Regions from separate parts of the Homo sapiens genome. Here region 2 is linked to region 1. The links are chromatin loops, found by intact Hi-C in ENCODE. Cell type or tissue: PC-3. All regions are shown on one strand. Links, peaks and the distances in the headings refer to the core of each region. The heading gives the core; the rest is flanking DNA.

Region 1 (8,688 bases), core at 552-8,551:
TTAGGACTAGCTTAGAGTCTGCCTGTCTTTCTGCCAGAACCACTTTTATTTTTATTTTCCTAACTTTTATTTTAAGTTCAGGGGTATATGAGCAGGTTTGTTACAGAGGTAAACTTGTGTCATGGAGGGTGGTTGTACACATTATTTCATCACCCAAGTATTAAGCTAAGTATCCATTAGTTATTTTTCCTGATCCTCCCCTTCCTCCCACCCTCTGCCTTCCAATAGGCCCCACGGTGTGCTGTTCCACCCTGTGTGTCCATGCGTTCTCATCATTTATCTCCCACTTATAAGTGAGAACATGTGGTATTTGGTTTTCTGTTTGTGTGTTAGTTTCCTAAGGATAATGACCTCCAGCTCCATTTTTGTCTCTGCAAAGACATGGTATCATTCTTCTTTATGACTGCATAGTATTCCATGGTGTATATGTACAACATTCTCCATATACCATCTGTCATAGATGGGCATTTAGGTTGATTCCATATTCTTCACTATTTTGAACAATACTGCAATAAACATACATGTGCATGGGTCTTTACAATATAATTATATACCTTTGGGTATATAACCAGTAACGGCATTGCTGGGGCAAATTCTATCTTCAGTTCTTTGAGGAACTGCCACACTGTCTTCCACAATGGTTGAACTAATTTACACTCCCGCCAACAGTCTATAAGCGTTCCTTTTTCTTCACCACCTTGACAGCATCTGTTATTTTTGACTTTTTTATAATAGCCATTCTGAATGGTATGAGATGGTATCTCATTGTCGTTTTGATTTTCATTTCTCTAATGATCAGTGGTGTTGAGCTTTTTCTTAATATGCTTGCTGGCCACATGTATGTCTTCTTTTGAGAAGTGTCTTTTCATGTCCTTTGCCCACTTTTTAATGTTTTTGTAAATTTAAGTCCCTTATAGATGCTGGATATTAGATCTTTGTCAGATAGATAGTTTGCAAAAATTTTCTCCCATTCTGTAGGTTGTCTGTTTTCTCTGTTGATAGTTACTTTTTGCTAAGCAGAAGCTCTTTAGCTTAATTAGATCTCATTTGTCAATTTTTGCTTTTGTTGCAATTGCTTTTGGCATCTTCATCATGAAATCTTTGCCCTTGCCTATGTCCTGAATAGTATTACCTAGGTTGTCTCCCATGGTTTTTATAGTTTTTGGTTCTACATTTAAGCCTTTAATCCATCTTGAGTTAATTTTTGTATAAGATGTGAGGAAGGGGTCCAGTTTTAATCATCTGCATGTGGCTACCCAGTTATCCCAGTACCATTTATTTAATAGGGAATCCTTTCCCCATTGCTTGTTTTTGTCAGTTTTGTCAATGATCAGATGGTTGTAGGTGTACGATCTTATTTCTGGGTTCTCAATTTTGTTTTGTTGGTCTACATTTCTGGTTTTGTACCAGTAACATGCTGTTTTGGTTACTGTAGCCCTGTAATGGAGTTTGAAGTCAGGTAGTGTGACGCCTCCAGCTTTGTTCTTTTTGCGCAGGATTGCCTTGGCTATTCGGGCTCTTTTTTGGTTTCATATGAATTTTAAAATAGTTTTCTCTAGTTCTGTGAAGAATGCCAATGGTAGTTTAATAGCCATAGCATTTAATCCATACGTTGCTTTGGGCAGTATGGCCATTTTAACAATATTGATTCTTCCTATCTATGAATATGGAATGTTTTTTCACTTGTTTATGTCATCTCTGATTTCTTTGAGCAGTGGTTTGTAGCTATCTTTGTAGAGATCTTTTACCTCCCTTGTTAGCTGTATTCCTAGGTATTTTGTTCTTTTCATGTCAATTGTGAATTGTTCCTGTTTTGGCTCTTGGCTTTACTTTTTCTTTTTTTTTTTTTTTTTTTTTTTGGTGTATAAGAATGCTAGTGATTTTTGCACATTTATTTTGTATCCTGAGACTTTGCTGAAGTTATTTATCAGCTTTAGAAGCTTTTGTACTGAAACTATCAATTTTCCTAGATATAGCATCATGTTGTCTGGAAAGAGAGACAGTTTGACATCCTCCCTTCATTTCTTTCTCTTGCCTGATTGCCCTGAATAGAACTTCCAATACTATGTTGACTAGGAATGGTTGAGAGAGGGCGTCCTTCTCTTCTGCCAGTTTTCAATGGGAATGCTTCCAGCTTTTTCCCATTCAGTATGATGTTGGCTGTGGGTTTGTCATATATGGCCCTTATTATTTTGAGATATGTTCCTTCAACACCTAGTTTGTTGAGAGTTTTTAACATGAATTGATATTGAATTTCATTGAAAGGCTTTTATGCATGTATTGGGAAAATCATATGGTTTTTGTCTTTAGTTCTCCTTATGTGATAAATCACATTATTGATTTGCATATGTTGAACCAAACTTTCATTCCAGGAATAAATCCCACTTAACTGTGGTGGATGAACTGTTCAGTGTGCTGCTGGATTCAGTTTGACAGTATTTTGTTGGGGATTTTTTCATTGATGTTCATCAAGGATATTGGCCTAAAGTTTTCTTTTTTTGTTGAATCTCTGCCAAGCATTGGTATCAGGATGATGCTGCACTCATAGAATGAGTTAGGAAGTAGTCCCTCCTCCTCACTTTTTTGGAATACTTTCAGTAGGAATGATACCAGCTCTTCTTTTTTCAGTAATCTCTAAAAATCAGATGCCCATGTCAAAGATTAAGTGAAATAATAAATTTGAAGCATTTAACATGGTACCTGTTACATGAAAATAATTGTTTTTGTCATGTAAAAGATGATGGAACACCTGTCATATGAAACATAGTATTTGTAACATAAAATATTATGTTAACAATATTAACATATATTAACATGTTGATATAAATATTAATAATATAAATGACCAATTTAAAAAATATATATGTATTTTGTGTATGTATAAACACACATACAGAAATATATGTGTTTAATTCTTGATTTTCTAAAGAGAATTGGTGTGTAAATTATTACACTAATTAAAAAAATAAAAGTCAATGTTAAAATGAAGTTTGAGTATAAATCAGAAAAATCTAATTATTTATATTATTATCTCATTATCTAAAATCTAATTATTAGAAGGGCATTGCCATAGACTGAATGTTTATGTCCTAACCCCCAGCGTGATAGTATTTGGAGGTGAGACTTTTGAGGGGTAAGACTTTTAGAGGGTGGAATTGGTTTCCTTATAAAGGAGGCCCCAGAGAGCTCCCTCATCTTTTCTTCTAGATGAGGTTACAGGGAAAAGACAGCAATCTGTGAAAAAAAAAAAGGGTGGATTCTTACCAGACACCACATATGCTGGCACCTTAATCTTAGACTTTTCCAGCCTCCAAAACTGTGAGAAATAATTTTCTATTGTTCGTAAGCCATCCATCAGTTTATAGTATTTTGTTACAACAGTCCAAATGGATAAGACAGCCATCTACCATTTAGAACTACATAGTAACCACAAGAAATTATACAATGTTAAATCTCTTGTTTTGTGAGATGCCCCACCCTCTTTGCTTTTCAGAGTGAATTTTGTCTCTTGTTAGCTACCTATCAGGGAGTAAAAGAAGTGGGCAAAATTTAATGTCACATATATTTGGGAGTAATATTGTAGTTCAAAATTCTGATTATATTCTATGCAATTGAGAAAATAAAGGTTTTTTCCTATTTTCTTCTCTTCTTGCCTCTAAGAAACTTTATATATATATATATGAATATATATGTGAATATGTGTGTATGTATGTATGTGTGTATATATATGTGTGTGTATATATGTATATATACATATTTCTTTTTGTCATGACTAAGGGATGGTGAAGAAAGTGTCACAGTACATAGTATGTGAATCCCAGGACTTGTCTAAAAGGACCACTGCAACTGAAAATGTTAGGTCTTGCTCTGAAATATTTTAATTTCACGCAGATATACACCAGGACTCTGATGAAGAAATAAGTACATACTCTGAAAAAAGAGAGAAAGACATTTGAGGAGGCTAACAATAGAGAAGTAGATAAGCTAAACTGATGCTATGTGGCTTGGCTGCGATAGATGTGAATCAGACATTGGGTCATTGGGCATAAGGGCATTAGGGTTGTTTGGAGAAGAGAATAATGCTAATTAGTGAGAGGGAGAGCCAGCCAGGGAAACAGAACCATAAAGCACATGAGGTTTAGTCACTTAGGCAGTATCTGCTCAGCTACTTACAAAGATCGGCATAATGACAAATCATTCACTATTTATACAACAGATGTTTATTTAGTTCCTACCATAAACCGGAATAAGCAATGAGGTTAGGACAGTGGGCAAAGAACAGATTAACAGATAGTAGCATTTGACTATTCTCAGTCAACCAACTAATGTGGTGGTTTTGCTCATAATGAACTGAATTTCTACTGGAATTGTTATACTTTTAGATGCTATCGTTATGATGATAATTTTGTCTCTAAATTATATTTATCATTATAATTAAAAACATTATATATTTCCAACCATGTTTTGATTAATCTTTTAGTAAATATTATTCAGTGTTGATGAGCTCGATCACAGTTCTACTCTCCAATATTTTCTTTAAGAAAAAATTGAATGTGTATTTATAATGATAGCTAAGCCCAAAAAGAATGACAATTTATTCACAAAATAATCACAGGAAATATAAATTTTGAAAGTAATAATGATAAAGCCCTGCTAACATGAGACATATCCTTACTTTAAATGAAATTGGATTCCATTGTTTCCAATAAAAATCAGTGCTTCCTTTGAAACAGTTTCTTTGCACGAGACTGAACAAGTGGCTTGAAAGAAGGATTGAGGCATAAATTTGTAGCGATAGACGGGCTAAAGAAGCACTCTTTTTGAGAGCACTGCTACTTAAGTCATCCACTAATGTGGTACAAAAGAATGACTTGGAAAAGATATGACATATCAATTCAATTAGCAATTATTCTCAACTCATAGCCCTTCCTTAAGATCTATTTGTCACTATAACAAAGACTCTCATGCATCTACAATCTATTCTGGCACATGCTTTTAGCTGGCAAGGAAGAAGTAGTCTGGAAAGTTATTGTTGCCTTCCTACATTGTCTTACAGAAGCTCATAATAAGCCAGAGCTGGAGAAGCATCTGACCACTTCAATTACTCTGCAGGATCAAGTCTAGGTATCTGCAATGCTAGAAAGATTCATGAGCCAGCAGCAGCTGCGGCAGCCACAACAGCCCAGAAAATACCCTCACAAATCCACATCGCCCGAGCTGTTAAGACTTCACTTTCCTGGTTAGGCAACACAGAAAATAAGGACAGAAATAAGCAACGATTGCCAAATAATACAGTTTTCTAAAAGCACCATATCACATTAGCTGATTCCCTTCAATGTTTTCTGCCATATTTTTTTTACTTAAGGCAGAAAAATTAAAATCTTTGAATATCTCAAAGTGAATGTTTAGGTGTAAAGCCAATCTTAACACTTAAAATTTTTAAAAGATGATTAAACAAAGAAGTACCATTTTACAAACTATGCTTATATCTTACTTACCCAAATATGGTTGAGGACCTGATGCTGAGTTTTTGCTAGTATTAGGGAACATTATTTAAGCCAAACATCGTATAATGCAAGTTTTGTGTTTAGTAAAGAACTTTTTATTTGGCCTGTGATTAAATGGGCCATAATAATGAGCCAAAGAATTCCACAATTGACATTTTCTTTTATTTAACATTTATTTTAAGTTTAGGGGTGTATGTGCAGGTTTGTTACACAGGCAAAATTTTGTCATGGGAGTTTGTTGTACAGATCATTTCATCACCCAGGTATTAAGCTTAGTACCCATTAGTTGTTTTTCCTGATTCGCTCTCTCCTCCCACTCTCCACCCACTGAGGCCCCACTGTGTGTTCCATTCCATGAGTCCATGTGTTGTTGTCATTTATCTTGCACCTATAACTGAGAACATGCAGTATTTAGTTTTCTCTTCCTGCATTAGTTTGTTAAGGATAACGACCTCCAGCTCCATCTGTGTACCTACAAAGGACGTGATTTCTTTCTTTTTTATCACTGCATAGTATTCCGTGGTGTATATGTACCACATTTCATCAATGGTTTTGCATTCACAATATATTTTCTTTTAAAAAATACTGCATGAAACGATTGCCTTCCTAAGTGACATCGTAAATTTAACTCAACTCAAAATAGAACTGACCAGGTGAAATACTAACTCAACCAATGTTAGGCCCCATGAAATACACTTCAATACTATATTGATATATTCCTTTTGTTACTATTATCACACTTGTAGTTGTAATAAAAACTAGCTCTAACAAAATAACTGATGTCCAAAAGTCATATAAGATGTGTAGTTGTATCTTATGAGATTAATAAAACGAAGACAGCAGGTTATACATGTAGCTAGTTATTAGTTCTAGAAGTGCAGCTTTGTGATACACTGCTGTGGTTTAAATATTAAAGGGGATGACTCCACATCTTGTGGCTGATTAGGACTTCTAAGACAGTAGCACTGATTTCAGCATTCCTCTGGTTAATTGGCACCCCTTTTATTGGCCAGCCATGGTGTAAAACTTGAGCTGGGAAATACTGAGAGATCCAGACACCAACCTTAAGTGTCTTTCCTCCTTTTCAAATTGGCGTTGCATTATTTCCCCAATCACCTTACCCTCCCACAAAATCCTCTATTTTATCTCTGAAAAGTCGATGACTATTAACATTTTTTTTTGTGAATGCATGGACTGACCCTTTTTAAGATTCCTTTTTCTCATTTGTATTAAGAGTCTTACATATAAATATGCTTAAGGGATTATGGTATGCTATGTGTTTCATTTACTTTGTTGACAAAAGCTATAATGCACTTCTGTTCTATGGTATGTCATGGTAGTGAGAATTCCAAGACAAAAGCAAAAGTGGCAACATGTCGAGGAAGAACTAACATGACATTCCCAGGACTCAGTTTAGGAATAGGAAGTAAGCAGAGAATTGTTTTTCAGTACAATATTAATAATACACAAATAAATTACCCTAGGAAAATGGAGAAAAAGTAAGAAAACTCATGATTCCTCACATCCGTAAAGTTCCATTGCTGCCCATTAGGTCCCTGCTCTTCTGTTCTCCTTATTTTAGGCTTCTATGCCACTCGCTACACATAGCTTAGGGCAAATGATGATTTCCCCCTATGCCTGAGTCAGAGGCAAGGAGAAGGGAGAGAGAGGGATACACTCTTTAGCGAGTGGTAGGTGTGGTATCAATATGTATGCATGTAGATAGATGGGGAAAAGTGGGGAGTGGGAGGTGGGAAAACTGACTGAAAAAGAAGTGGTTATTTTGTAAAATGTTCCTCCAGTCATGAAAACATGCTTGGATAACTATTATTTACTAGGCCCTCAGCTAGTTTCAAACGACTCATTAGGAAATAAAATATGGATTCAGGTCTCACGGAGCTTATGTTTGAATCTCAAATTGGATATTAAACAAATATAGAGACAATCTGCAATAAAGTGCTCTACAATAAAGCAATAAATTAAGTCAGATGTAACACGAAAGATGGCTAGCTTCTGCCCAAATCCCATTCACATGCCCTTCACACAGATACTAAGACCTTATTCCTCCCTACATACGAGATTTAGATAAAACATAACAATACATCAAAGAAATGTCTAGATTCAGACTCCTCCTGATTTTGTAACTTTCATGTCAGAAACTAGAGCCACAGGGGAGATTTGGGATGAGAAACATGATCACTAGGTAGTATAAAAAATAGAATCAGACCAGAGACATCTAAAAAAAAATGACCAGACATGAGAGCCTCCGGAGCGAAGTAAAGTGAGCAAAGTCATGTGTATTTACTTTTATATCCAACTTCCCAACCTGCCCTTTTTCCTCCCTCCATCTTTCACCTCTGTCTCTGAGGACACTAGAGTTTCCCTCCTTTATTCAGACTACATCTTGGGCAATGAGACCAAGGGACTGAATAGACAGCCGTGGTAGCAACAAGCCAAAGAAACAGAAGAGAAGATTCAAGAGTGTTTCCAAGTTCGATGCAGTACTGGTGGGAAGCCCGAGATATTCTGGGTAAGCACTGGCTTTTAAAAATAACTCTGTATAAGAGCCTACACACACAACAACAACAACATTCTACAACAGCTCAGTCCACCAGTAGGTGAGGAATTTTAGGGACTATATGTTATAAATTAACACTCTGTCAAAATGAAAAGTAATGGTATCAAATATTAAAAAAACTCTCACATGTATACTATCAACTTTGTTTTTTTTTTCAAATCTAAGCTGTCTTGCAGTAATTAAAACTAAGCTACAGAAAATATTCTCCCCAAAAAAACTAATGTTGCTATTTTTTATTATAGCAAATTAGGGAAATTGTTTCTAAGAATGTGTGAAGCAGTTTGAGACTAAGTTTAAAATGTTAATAATACCTTTGAGGAGTTCAAAAAAACTCAGCAAATGTTAACTCATTAATTCTCAATACCCATTAGTGATGGTAGGAAAGAAGTGTTATTAGCCTTAATTTACAGAGGCAGAAACTAAAGCACATCTTGAGTAATCAGCTTTTCTAATGTCAATAATCACAGATAACTTTATATCTATGGAGATTCACAGAATTGGTGATCCCTTCAATGTGACTTCAATTACAAGCCATTCATCCAATCCATTGTGCTTCAAAAAAATATACTTGTTTTTATGTACTAGAAATAAACTATAAATATA
Region 2 (8,688 bases), core at 314-8,313, 280 kb before region 1:
GTAGAAATGTTTATACTGCTCTATTTTTGTCATTGGGAACAACTAGCACCAAATCTGATTAACAGATATAGTTGATTGTGATACGATTATAACCTTTCCAAAGAGAAAGAGACAAATTGTACTTCGGTAGTTTACTTTTTTCTACAATAAGAGAAAAACAATTATCTCTTATATTTTTATAAATGTGGAGGTGGATTGCCTAGAATGATAAATTTGCTCCAATTTAGGAATGCACATAGTGCATTTCCAAAATGATTTCTATTGGTTCGTTTTTGCATACTTTTGAAGTAGATAACTTGTTCTAATTTTGTTGGCATATATTCAAATTCATATGCAGAGTTTCTTTTGCAAAGTCATTCAGAGGATACAGACTGGAACAATGTGCTCAAATGAACAATATTATCTCTGCTTCACAGATGACAGAACTGAAACAGAAAAGCAAAATGACATGTTCAATGCCACAGAAGAGTCACTGGCAAAACGGGATTAGAACTCACTGTCCATAATTTCCAAGACTGAATGTTGGCAGAACTATTCCCATATTTAACTAAAGATTTTTTTAGCTTTGCAAACTCCAAAACAGAAATCTACTTATAATACTGGTATGAAAATAAGACTAAATTTCCATTTAGAAAAAAACATGATAACTAAATTTTCATCACGGTTGAAATATATTTGGATACCGTATGCGATGTATGGTGTACCTAACTTTCAAAGTGAAATGCACAATAAGATACACATACATTTTTTTTTTTTGCATTTTTAAAATTAAAGCAGAATATTATTCATGTCCTATTTAGTGCAAACCAAACCATTTCTAATGTTCAATGTTTTTCATCTAAAAGTGATGATGTCATGTGTTCTACCCATCATGTGAATAGATAGAAACATAATCATGTAAATAGTTTATTTTGTCCTGAAAATAAAGTCTTACATTTGTTACTGCTGCATTAATGTTCAAACCTGATTCCCGAGACACTAACAATTATGATTCCCATTTATGTAACATTTCATAATCTGAGCTTAGATAGTTCAGGGAGAGTTACAAATTCTGTAAATGACTATTGCCCCAAGACAATGGTTTTCAGAATACTTAGAGAACCCTGATTCTAAGGACTCTTAGACATTTGAACCCTTTACACACTCATTATTTCATGGGTGTACAGTAGAGTATTCTAAAGGCTACATCACATTTGATAGCATTATTACTTTGATGGCTAATGTGAGTACTTATGATAGTGCGGACTTTGACCATTTTGGGCTATTGAAACTATCTGGTCACTAGCCTTGCGGCAACTCATTGTGTTCATGTGATCAGAGCCGACGTGGTTTTGGAACCTGTAGAGGCAGAGAAGGCATTCACCTCTGGCAACTTCTTGGTTGTAGTGGCTTCCTAGTTACTTTAATGGGAACAGTGTATACTTTTTTTTTTTCGTCTGAATCCTAACCAATCATCTTTTCAATAATTAGAAAAAATATATTTACATGCTAGAAAGTACTAAAATTCATTAAGATTTATATGCTTCTCTCTAGACATGCTTAATCACAGAAATCTGTATTTTGTATAAAACTTCCCAAACAAGTATAGCAATTGGACAGTTTCTTGACCTATAGTTTAAACAATGGGAAATTCATTGAAGGCATGGAATAGATGCAATATGTGTATTAGAAAGAATTATCTGGTTTTCTACTGTAAATTGATCATGTGATAGAGTACTAGTACATAGAGAAAAAGTAGGAATATGTCAATAATACAGCCAAGATATTATGAAATCATAATAGTGGGCAAATATGAATGATTATAATTCAAAAAGCATTTTATGTGTTCCTCTTTATGTTTTATGTGCACCTCCACAATTATAATATACTTTCCCTGCAGAGATGTATTACAATATAATATTGCACAAGTGCTGTCTTGATCCAGTTTTGAGACCATTGCCAAAAAATCTTCAAGTCTTCTTCCCAGGCTGTTTGCTAAACCTACACCCCAGTGATTTACCTTATCGGGCTCTGCTGCTCCGTTTTACTACATACGTACCCAACTGCCAAAAGCCTGGGAGCCACATATGGAGGAATGGCCCTTCCTTCATTGGGCCCATGGAATTATTTAAAATTCCCAGTCCATAACAAACCCTCTGAACCTTGCTCACTCACTTGACTTGCCTTATATAAGCCTCCTCCTAGGTTTCTAGGTTGCTGCTACCTTTTTTCTGGGTGCAACCCCTATGTAGCCCTACCCCACAGCCGCCTCTCGTGCAGGACTATATAAGTAATAAAGAATTCTGCCTTTCATTTTTCTGGAGTCATTGTTGTTATGTCCTGCCATCATCATAATCTAACAAATCTTGAAACAATAAAATACCTTGTAGATATTTTTTTTTTTCCTGCATCCACACTACTAGAAATGGTAGAAATACAAAAAATTAGCCAGGCATGGTGGTGAGCACCTGTAGTCCCAGCTACTCGGGAGGCTGAGGCAGGAGAATGGCGTGAACCCGGGAGGAGGAGCTTGCAGTGAGCCAAGATCCCGCCACTGCACTCCAGCCTGGGAGACAGAGCGAGACTCCGTCTCAAAAAAAAAAAAAAAAAAAGCTCATTAACTATTATTTATATTAAATTTGAGTGACAGAACAACATCTTGTACTGAGTGTGGAACCAATAAATACGGATCTTTTATCAGGGGTGGGTGTCCAATCTTTTGGCTTCTCTGGGCCACATTGGAAGAGGAATTGTCCTGGACCACACATAAAACACATGAACACTAACGATAACTGATAAGCTAAAAAGAAAATTGCAAAAAAAATCTCATAATGTTTTAAGAAGGTTTATGAATTTGTGTTGTGCTGGATTCAAAGCTGTCCTGGGCTGCTTGTGACTCACAGGCCACAGGTTGGACAAACTTCTGTCAGATAAAGGCATTTATTTATTGATAAAGGAAGAGGTTAGTGATATGATATATTGAAAGCTATATGTAAAGTTTTTTTAAAAGCATAATCATCAATTTTATTTATGCTGAAACATCGATGTGTTCTGATTTTGATTTTTGATTTTAATGTTTTCTATTTCCTACAATTACTGTGCCCATATCCACTCATACTGACATTTGCAAATTTCCTTTTCCTAGAACATATTTACTATCTTCTAACATGTTATACAATCAACATTTCTGTTATACATGTTGTTTTTTGTCTATATACTATTTTTCCTCCCTAAGTGTAATATAAGCTTCACTCAAACTGGGACTTTGTCGTTATGATCACTAATGTAAGAAAGTATGTAGACCAGTACTTGTCACATGGTATGTGCTGCATATTTGTGTGTGTTAATGGATAAATAAAATAAGTTGTAAAATGGGGAATTATTATTTTTTCTGTAGTGTTAATTATGGCTAAATATGTTACAGATAATTCATGTACTATGCTTGGCACATGACAGGCTATTAAAACCTTTTAGATACTATTCTTACAAATAAGAGTTTTAAAACAAAAACAGACTCGCTAACCGAATAGTTGTGTTTTCCAATGGATGACTAATAATAAAATTTCTATGAGTTAGTTAGGTAAAGCCCTGAGATTGGCAAAATATAAAGAATTCTTTAAACATGATGTTTACCAGATTAAAAAAAATGGAAAATAGAAGCTAAAAATCAGGAAGCCCAAATACTATCAGAAATTTAAAATTATTAGGGGAAGATATGGCATGTTTCAAATTGAAAAACAATTAATACTTTTCCTGATTATAAGTTCCTCAATATATGTTGAGGATGGGAAATAACACCAAGTGAGTACATACATATATAATTACATGTCTATGTTTCTTTACTATACCCGTAAATCTGATTTGGGAGGTATTTTCCTCATGGTCAAACATGTCTTCTATAAACAGAGACAGTTTTATGTCCTTTTCCTTATCTTCACACCTTCTATTTATTTTTATTGTCTTATTCCACTAGTTAAGATCACCATATGATGTTCCATAGATATAGTAACAGAAGACATCTTGCCCATTTTCATTTTTAGGGGTAATTATCTAGCTTCTCATAATGAAGCATGATAAGGGCTGAAGGTTTTTGCAGATATTCTCTATCAAGCTGAGGAAGTTTACTCTATTCCAAGTTTGCTGAAGTTTTTAATCATGAATGGCTGTCAAATTTTGTCAAATGCTTTTTCTGCCTCAATTTAATATAACTATGTAATTTCATTTCTGTATTCTGTTGATGTGGTGGATTACACTGAATTTTTAAAAATTGAGCCATCCTCACATACTCATAACAAATATCCCACTTTGTAATGATATATATATATTAATACTTTTTTAGTTTGATTTGCTGTTATTTTTATTGTTTTTATGTAAAATTAATTTATACTGTAGTAATAAATAACTGATAGAACTATACTTTTTGTTGCTATTAGAAACAGAATTTCATTTTAAATTATTGTCATTAATTAATACTGCCTTATAAATGAAAGTGGATTTTATATATTGATCCAGCAAAATTCCTTAACTACCTAAAATTGATTGTGCTTTTCTATGTATCTGGGCATATCACTTATGAAAAATAATGATATTGTAAGTTATTTTTTTAAATCCATTTAACTCTTCTTTTTGTCATATTATAGTATATAAAGTGGATTTTCTGGTCATACATTGTCCAGAAATAATAATGATGAGCTTTCCTATATTGTTCTTGATCATAAATGAAAAAATTCCAATAACTAAAATATTTAATGACTTAAATTTTTATTTTGACTTCTGATTATGCAAGTATTGTGAATATAGCATAGATTTGAGAATAAATGTCAAAATTGTGATCATCCTACAGGGGTATCTCAAGAAAATAAAGAAAAAATTTTAACAAAAAATTGTACAAGATTACCATTGAGGAAAGTTTAAAACTTTATTAATGTTATTACAGAAGACCAGCCATATTTATGTATTTTTATGATTTATAAATGATGGCTCATATTTGGCTAAATTAAATCTTTGGGAATTCAGAGGAAAATGGATTAGGAATCCTAACTCCAGAGAAAATTTGTACTTACTTATTCCACACACCAGGGGGCAATAGCAACCTTGAATCATGTTAAGTTTTAGGCCTGTTTTTTGTTGTTGCTTTTTATCTTTCAAGAGAATAAACCACAAAATCAGTAAGAACAGTCCTATGGTGACAAAAGTCTCAAAGGACACTGATATTTTCCATGAGCAGGTGAACTAAATATTTTTTCACTGGGATATTTGCAGGACGGCAGATATGTCTACATGTACCCTGTCAATAAGGGTATGTGTCTACATGTACCCTTGAGTGTCCCATATATAAGAAAGTGTTTCTTTACAGTCCAAGCATGCTTAAGTGTAAATAAAGTCTAATATTCTAATCCTCAGTGGTTATCATTCTCTCAAAGGGTGATGTAGCAATCGTTTCGAACATGTTCTTATTGTTATGCTTTATACTTCAATTAAGCTTTAAGTACAACCTCTCTGTATTCTCTAATTGACTTATGACTGACATTCTCCTTGCAATCTACATCAAAAATAAATGTTTATTGAATAGTAACTATATGTAGTATATACCAGGTAAATTGGAATAAAACACATAATATGCAAGATGCAAATACTGACTGCTCATCTATAGTTATAATCTATTAAGTATTATAAACTGCTAGTGTCAAAATAAATATTACAAAGCCATACATCAAAAGATGCATATTGAGAATAAATGTATCTAATAGTATATACAAGTACAGTAGGAAAAAGTGAAGTTATAATCAAAGTATAATTTAATGAATTAGGAACAAATATCTAGTGACACAATAGATCAAATTTGTTTTGAAAGAAGGCAATGAATGTAAGTTGCTTTCTTAGAAAAATAAAGTAAAAGTAAATATTTTCCAGGAACCTCACTCATACACAAGTTGTTTGTAAAGATGTTATTTACCCGATACCTCCAACTAGTGTAAAGATGCCAGGTAGCTCACAGAAGGGATTCTGCTTTAGTCTATTGCTTTCTTAAAATACTTTGCTATATTTGTTTTACCATATTACCTCATTTGCGGGGCTCTGTGATTATTTACTTCTGAAATTACTTCAAACATATGAACACAAAAAATGATTGATTTAAAACATGAAATTTGGCAAGTGATTACACATAATGTGCTCTAATTACTTGCAATGAAGCTTTTATCCTATGAATTTTTCATAAGGATAAAAACAGCACAGTAAGTAATTAATTGGTGATTTTTCTTATTTAAATTGTGAATATATTTGTAACTTATATAGATTAAGACAATTGTTCTGGTTGACTGAAATTATCGTACATTTTCAAATGTTATGTAAATACATCATTAAAACTATTGGGGTCTCCCAAGTTAATCATGCAAATTTATGTAAAAGAACTATAATTATTTTTACCATGGGCTGTTAAAAATCTTAATGAGACTTTTTTATCTCATTTAGATTTAAAAATCTTAATGAGGTTTTGTAAATTTTATATCCTATGTTCACATATGATAAATTTTCCTTAAAATATATGTGCATTTAAGATAATGTGAGATTGTAAGCACTAGTTAACTAAAATCGAGGCTGTCTTTCATTCAGGACAACTCTTTTTTTTTTTTTTTCACATGCAATGAAGAGATTTTTAAATGTAGTTCAATTACTTTCAAGGAAATTTTTATAACTTTTTGATATGATAGAGGTATTAAATTGGGAGCAATTGAAGGGCAAGTAAAAGGAGAAGGAAGAGGAAGAAGAGAAGAAGGAGAAGGAGGAGAAATAAAAGAAGAAATTTTAGTGACCAGCAGGACAGGCTGAATTCCTAATAGCAGATACTACTGCTTTTTAAGAATACCATTGAAAATTATGATTTTTTAAGTGTAAACATTGAATATATTTTGCTTTGAAACAAGTAACGACTTTAGGTATAATTCATTTTATTTAAAACATGGTATGCTGTGCAACAGCATTTGACGTCTAGATACATCTTGACTTACAAGCAGTATTTGCTTAGCATCAGAGGAATTTTAAGTTACCGATACTGTGATTCAATACATATTTAATTAAATGTTCTATTAAGCTGTATTAGTTTTCTAGAAGTGCTTTAACAAGTTACCACTAACTGGGTGGCTTCAAACAACAGAAATATATTTTCTCTGAATTCTAAAGACCAGAATTCTGAAATGGTGGTTTTGCATGACTTAGCTCTATCTGAAGTCTGTAAGGAAGGAATAAAGCAGTCACTGATTTAAAGCAAGCATTTAAAGCAAGAATTTAGCAAGGCAAGTTGCAATGGATTTCAGGGCTTCAGTACAATTCTCTGTGGTATCTGCCCTTGGGGCCATGGAGAATGCTATTATGCAAGGGTATGGATCCCCTGCCTCTTGTCCTACTCAACCTCTGCCTCTGGTCTTGCCTATCTGGTCTCTGTTCCTACACCCACGGCTGTGTCTCAGGAGTCATTCTTTCTCTTTCATGACGGGTAGTGCATGTGCATAGCTGAGTAATTCTATCAGCCCATTTCTGCCTATAGACTCTGAGAAGGTTGACAGCCTTCCCTTATTTTGTCTCATCTCTGTCCCTTTTGGCCCAAGCTGAAAGTGTTTCTGAAGATATAACATTTTTAAAGACTTTTTTGGTCTTCTATGTACTTCCAGGGGACTCAGACCATTGCATAATAGCATTCTTCACAGATTCCATCTGGATAACCCCGTCTCCATTCCCTGCCTCTGCTGAGATGGTTGACTGAATCCATTAAATGTATAACTAATCTCTTTAACAGATGACCACATACTTGGACTTATTTCCAAAGTATACTGTCTGGATAGGTTGAGAATTTCCCAAACCATCAAGTGCTGGTTCCTTTTTGCATTAGGAACTTCATCTCTTTGCTCTCGTTTTCTCCAATAAGTATCAAGAAGATACCAGACTACATTTTCTACACTTTGCTTGGAAACCCTCACAGTTAAATATTCAAGTGCATTGCTTAAAAGTTTTATTTTCCACCCAACAGAACACAATTCATCCAGGATTTTTGTCACTTTATGACATGGATCACCTTATCTCCAGTGTCCAATAGCATGATACTAAGTTTCTTCCTCTTATTTCCTTTAAGGCTGATTATTTCCATGAACATTCTGATTATGATGATATATGCATTCACTAAAACAATAAAAGCTTTCTCTACCATTCTCTTCACTTAACTTTTGAAACTTCAACACGATCACCTTTAACATCCATATGTAATGTATGGGACTTACCAGCCACAATTTGGAACCAATTTTAATCACAAAATTAACAGTTACTAACAACGACAATAAAACCTTCTAATTTTATACTAATAGAGAATAATGTTCTTGAGAGAGATTTAAGAGAACCTGTGGCTTTCCTTGACAAGGTGTTTTGATGGCATATAGTTTGGCATTTTTATTTTAGCTTCAGACATTAAATATAAAACTGCCACTTGATTACCTTTTCCTTGTCCTGCCTCAATCAATGGTAAGAACCATTAAGATGAGAACAAGAAAGAAGCTATTGTACTTGAATAATCAGAGTCCTTGAATGTGAATTTTTTTTTTTTTTTAGACGGAGTCTCGCCCTGTTATCCAGGCTAGAGTACAATGGCGTGATCTTGGCTCACTGCAACCTCTGCCTTCTGGGCTCAAGTGATTCTCCTGCCTCAGCCTCCTGAGTAGC

What was found. Hi-C counts contacts between places; a loop is a spot of excess contacts. Peaks named below come from ENCODE experiments on the same cell type or tissue, not always from the same donor. Only the 100,000 strongest peaks of a DNase experiment are listed, where the experiment ranks them.
Region 2: a loop joins it to region 1, with 3 times the contacts of the local background. A loop is called at or near these places in 4 of 110 quality-filtered maps.

The regions. Positions count from the first base shown.
Region 1 is chr7:125,387,531-125,396,218 of GRCh38, reverse strand. No RefSeq gene overlaps it. Among named protein-coding and RNA genes, the nearest start is that of LINC02830, 240 kb to the right of the region's middle. In PC-3, for the core only: no CTCF peak of the experiment used is centred there; no DNase peak of the experiment used is centred there; H3K27ac peaks cover 1,333 bases.
Region 2 is chr7:125,667,541-125,676,228 of GRCh38, reverse strand. No RefSeq gene overlaps it. Among named protein-coding and RNA genes, the nearest start is that of LINC02830, 520 kb to the right of the region's middle. In PC-3, for the core only: CTCF peaks have their summits at 4,888 and 5,092 (motif pointing right); no DNase peak of the experiment used is centred there.